2 separate regions of the Homo sapiens genome follow, and region 2 is linked to region 1. Evidence: read pairs that join two places in POLR2A ChIA-PET (ENCODE). Cell type or tissue: endothelial cell of umbilical vein. All regions are shown on one strand. Each heading gives the region's core, and the rest is flanking DNA. Links, peaks and the distances in the headings are about the cores only.

The links. ChIA-PET counts read pairs that join two places held together with the same protein. Peaks named below come from ENCODE experiments on the same cell type or tissue, not always from the same donor. Only the 100,000 strongest peaks of a DNase experiment are listed, where the experiment ranks them.
Region 2: POLR2A ChIA-PET joins it to region 1 with 8 read pairs; 3 of 35 experiments call an interaction of 5 or more read pairs at or near these places.

Annotation. Positions count from the first base shown.
Region 1 is chr12:24,852,282-24,855,095 of GRCh38, forward strand. All of the region lies in intron 5 of BCAT1 (branched chain amino acid transaminase 1), which reads right to left. Among named protein-coding and RNA genes, the nearest start is that of BCAT1-AS1, 34 kb to the left of the region's middle. In endothelial cell of umbilical vein, for the core only: no CTCF peak of the experiment used is centred there; DNase peaks (open chromatin) are centred at 450 and 1,510; H3K27ac peaks cover 2,500 bases.
Region 2 is chr12:24,920,124-24,922,937 of GRCh38, forward strand. The region is part of intron 1 of BCAT1 (branched chain amino acid transaminase 1); the gene reads right to left. Among named protein-coding and RNA genes, the nearest start is that of BCAT1, 28 kb to the right of the region's middle. In endothelial cell of umbilical vein, for the core only: no CTCF peak of the experiment used is centred there; DNase peaks (open chromatin) are centred at 1,718 and 2,248; H3K27ac peaks cover 1,820 bases.

The sequences.
Region 1 (2,814 bases), core at 273-2,772:
GGACTAATACACCCTAGTGATGAGGAATTTAGAGAAGCTTCTTAACATAATTTAGAGATATAATATGCTGGCATCATCTCAATAATTTACCTAGCTTCTAAGTTTCTGAATAGAATAGCTTATTTGTGGACAAACTAATAGCATTTTAATAGCTATCACAAAAATGGCTGGGACTTTTTTCACTCCAAACTAATGTATTTTATGCAAACTACATTATACTAAAAGAAGTAACAATAACGTGTTATGAAAATTTTTTCCTGAAATAAATTTCCCCTGGTTCATTTTCTTCTCCTGATTTTGACAGGTAAATTTGCATTTTATTCCACTAGGTGGTAGTATACAGAGCACAGATAGAAAATGGAATAATTCTGTACATTAAATCCATTTGTAGAAAAAAGGTCTTGATAAACCTCTAAGTAATATTTTTATTCTTAGCAAGCAGGTAAATTATAGACTATAACTTTTCAATGCTGAGAGAAAATGTGTTTATGTATACTAATACTTTATTTTCTGCAATTTAACCAAGGTCAATTCATGTTTTACAAGTACTTCAAGTACTGGTGTTGATCACAGACTAGTCACCTTCATCCTCAAATGATTACTTACACCAATTCATTGTCTTTTCATGAATAAAACTGTGATTTCACTGAAAATGGTCACAGTGCTTTAAGACAATGAATAAGATCTAACACTAGGCAGAAAGAGAGGAAGAGAGCTTTATGATTGGGTCTGTTTCTATGCTTAGGAGTCATTATTTTTTTCTATGTTTCAATTATCCCTTCTAGCCTGAAAAGCAATCTAAATTCTGTGCTACTGTTAAGAGTATTTTATTATGAACTGTTATACAAAAAAAGGTAACTGCACTCATATGTTTATCACAGCCCTGTCCACAACAACAAAGACATGGAATCAACCCAGGTGACCATCAATGGTGGACTGAATAAAGAAAATGTGATACATATAAACCATGGAATACTATGCAGCCATAAAAAAGAATGAACTCATGTCATTTGTAGCAACACAGCTGCAGCTGGAGTCTCTCTATCCTAAATGAATTAACACAGAAACAGAAAACCAAAATATCACACGTCCGCACTTATAAGTGAGAGCTAAGCATTAGGTACATATAGACACAAAGATGGGAACAATAAACACTAGGGATTCCAAAAGAGGGGGAGGGGAAAAGTGTTTAGAAATACTACCTATAGTGTACTACGTTCACTACTTGGGCAATGAGATCCTTAGAAGCTAAAATCTTTGTATCACAACATATACCCATGTAACAAACTTGCACATGTAACTCCTGACTCTCACATAAATTTTTTTTAATTAAAAAAAGTCAATTAACTTGTTTCACACAAGAGTATTTTATTATATAATATTAAACAACTACAAGCAAAATCCCACGATGATAAGTTCAGTCATCTGATTAAATAAAGCAAAAGCCACATAAATAATGAGAACATATGGATGACAATAGCTGATGAATTGTGTGAGTCAATTTCGATGAGTCACATTCCTTATAAACACTTTAACACTTTGGCTTTTTACTCTACTAGCTTCCTGGAATATTCAAATACATGAGGAATTAAAAGGGGCTTTAAAAAAAAACATGAAAAATGAGAAACATAAAATTTCAAATGCAGCATATTTAACTTCTCAAGAGACCACATTGACTTTGAAGCTGAAATGATGATGTGTTTAAAAAAATAAAGACTTTTTTTACTTCACGAGCTATACCTCACAAATACATGGCAAATACATATACAAGGGTTTTTAAATACATGGATATGTTGCATAGAAGGACAAGACACTGAGTGTGATGGAAAATAAAAAGACATGTCACAGAGAAAATCATCACTTTCCTCTGATCAGTCAGAAATTACTTTATCAAAAGGCAGGATTTCAGAGGTGATTTGAATGACGGCAGGAAAGAGCTCAGTGAGCTGAGAAGAGTACTATTAGCCTATGTTTTGGCCTAGAAGCCAGAGAGGCACAGCAGCATGTGCAGGCTTGAGAATAATTCTGCCTAGGCAAGGCAGATGAGAGGCAGAAGAAATAAGATAATTGGAAAAGACAGAAGAACATTTTTCCTAAAGCAAGACAATTTTTTTTTTAATTTGAAGAGTAGCCTGTTTTCTTTTTTAAAAAACTACTGCCAGTTGTTTTGAAAGAAGTTTAAATTGTTAAAGGGGAAAATAGTAAAGAATACTGGACTAAGGGGTGCTTCAAGGGAGAGCTCAGCGGTCCATACAGGGCTTGAATGCTGTGAGGGTCAGGAAAGCGAGGGCACTGAATTCATACTGTGTTTATATAGGAAAAGCTACTATAGCTGGCTTGCTGAAAGATCAAAAAATAATAATAACCCCCAATAGTATGCATTGCTTTTTGGCTCCAAAATATTTCACTGTCATTATCTCATACAACAGAACAATTCAAAAAGTTATAATTCCTATTTTTAGGTTGAGGAAACTGAGGCTTCAAACAATTTGCCCAAATGTCATGGTTATTAAGTTCTAGTTCTTCTCCTCTTAATCCAGAGTTATTTCATACTTTACCAAAGCTTGAAAAAAATATTAATAAAGTACCCAAGATCTCCTTACTTTAAGAGAGTTCCAACTGGTATCTAGCTTTCTTCCCGCTGAGCCTTCACCCATAGTGAGACACAGCGGGGATACCTCTTAGGGACCTGCTGAGTGCCCCCCGCCCCTGAGCATAAAAATAAAGGAACAGCTTGAGTTCCTTCAAGAGAAAGTCCAGTCATCCTGCTAGCCTTGAGAAGTAAATGAGCAACTCGATAAGCAAAAAGGGAAA
Region 2 (2,814 bases), core at 291-2,790, 68 kb after region 1:
AGTTTTATGAGAACTAAATGAGATAAATCATGTAAAGCCTATTTCAGCATCCAGGAAGATCTCAATCTGTGTCAGTTATAATTGTTAAGTTGAAGATTCATATTGAGTCTTTAGACCTTGTGAGGTAATATGGCATGTTTGGAAGCTGCGTTATTTATAATTTTAGAGAGAAGAATGAATCCACAGGAACTCCACCTCTCTGCAAACCGCACTCTGTGGCATGGCTTAATTAGAGGCCTGCTGCAGGGCTGAGAAGTAATGCTTGACCTTAGATGCTCCATAAATCCTCTTGGCAAACTGACCACTCCAGATTTTTATTTTTATTTTCATTTTTTATTTTTGGGGTAGCATATTTTATTTTTGGAGTGTTTCTACCACTATACTAAGAGGGGCTGTTTCCCGAAAAACTCTCAAACCATTTTTCCTCTGCTCTCACACAAAAACAATCAACACGGAAGACTTCTGGACCCCAAAATATATAGGGATTTCTCCCCAGCAGGAAGCAAGCAATCAGTTCTGCAGTGGACACAAGCTAGGTGTCCTCCAATTCAGCTCCAACACTGTCTACCCAGAGATAGCATCAGATCCACAAGTTGAGGGCTCAGTCCCACAAGAGCACCCCGTCCTTCCAACCAGTCATAAGTTCAGGTCTCTGGAACTGCTGACCAACAGGTTTCAAGTTGGGGTTGCCATGACCCCCTCTTCCGGTTTGATTAATTTGCTAGCGTGGTTCACAGAACTGAGGAAGACACTTACATCTACCAGTTTATCACTCAGGATATTTTTTAAAATACAAATAAAAGCCAATGAAGAGATACAAGGTCCAAGTCTGGAAGGGTTCTGAGCACAGGAGCTTTTGTCCTCGTGGAGTTGGGATGTGCCACCCTCCCAGCATGTGAATGAATTTTTGCTTACCTTCCCGTGACCCTCCACGTGTTCAGCACAGGAGGCTCACGGGAAGGTAAAAAACACTTCTTAGAAGCTCCCCAGTCCATTCCCTTTGGATTTTCATGGAGGCTTCATTACATAGGCATGACTGATTAAACCACTGGCCATTGGTGATCAACTTGACCAGCCCCACTCTGAAGCTATCAGTCAACACTAATATACAAAAAGACAGCACTTTGGAGATTCCAAGGATTTTTAGTACTTGTATGCCAGGAAACAGGAACAAAGACCACATATATGTATTTCACAATATCACAGGGACACTGGCTTTTTTTAGGCCTTTCCTCAGATCGCTAGAGCAGCATACAGGAAAACCAGTTTTCCACTAGGGTTCCTTAGATGTTCAGACTTGGTGTGATCCTCCAGTGAGTTAAAACATACCTCCTCCAAAAGTCTGATTCATTTATCTCTCTACTTAGAAAAAACTGCTATGGAAACTCTTTTTCACCAATGATGATGACATACATTTTTCCCAGTAATGTAAGCCCAATATATGCCAGTCTCAATTTACAAGACAGATACATCATAGGATCTTTGATACACATACCTAGGAAGATCTTTGAATTACTTAATAAAACATTCAGGAATATTCCCTCCACCCCAGAGCTGACAAGGAACAACAGTTATAGAAAAATAGTTGTAGAGGCAGTGAATATTTAAGATGGGTTGGTACCTTTTGTTTTAATAGCTTCCATTAGTCACAACTTGATAAACTGTAACATTCCTTTCTAAATCTGCTTCCTGCTCCTTCCTCACCTCTGTCATTTTCTGCAGCAGAATATGTAGTACACATTGGCTCTATAAATTGCCAGGTGCACATCAAAGGAAAGCATGAAAAAAATAGTAATGAAAAAGTAAACCTCCCAAAGGACTTCGTCGTTAGATAAGAAAACTAGCACACATGTGCACACATACACACATACACACACACATACACACTTTAATGAAAGAACTAGGGGTCCTGATAAGCTGGCACATAAACCTGTTGTTCCCATCAAATGAATAATCAAAGATTTGAGAGTTAATTTGAGTGACTGTGTCAGTATTATTCCAACAAAGACATGAGCACACACGCAAACACAAGATTGTTCCTTTTTTTTGAGACAGACTCTCATTACATTGTCCAGGCTGGAGTCCAGTGGCTATTGATAGACGTGATCATAGCGTACTACAGCCTTGAACTCCTAGGCTCAAGCGATCCACCTGCCTCAGTCCCCCAAGTAGCTGGGACTACAGGCATGTGCCACCTTGCCCAGCTACAAGATGGTTTTTACCTGAAGAGTTAATATGATCCGTAATAATAACCACCCACTGTATGACTCATCCTACATCCGGCCCCTAGTTTCACACATATTTCACCATATTTTTCATACTTAAAACAACCCTATAAGGTAGATATCATCATTATTATAGCAACCCATTTTACATATGAGAAAATTGGAAGCAGTTTGGTGATTCTCTAAGTTGATTCACAGGACTCAATACTTTCGACTATAATTTATTACAGGATAAAAATTATGGCCAGGCACAGTGGCCCAGGCCTATAATTCCAGCACTTTGGGAGGCCGAGGCAGGCGGATCACGAGGTCAGGAGATCAAGACCATCCTGGCCAACATGGTGAAACCCCGTCTCTACTAAAAATACAAAAATTAGCCGGTGTGGCAGCGCGCGCCTGTAGTCCCAGCTACTCGGGAGGCTGAGGCAGGAGAATTGCTTGAATCCAGGAGGCAGAGGCTGCAGTGAGCCGACATGGGGCCACTGAACTCCAGTCTGGGCAACAGAGTAAGACTCTGTCTCTCAAAAAAAAAAAAAAAAATTTACAAGGCAAAAATCAGCAAAAGGAAAAGGCACATGGGACAAAGGAA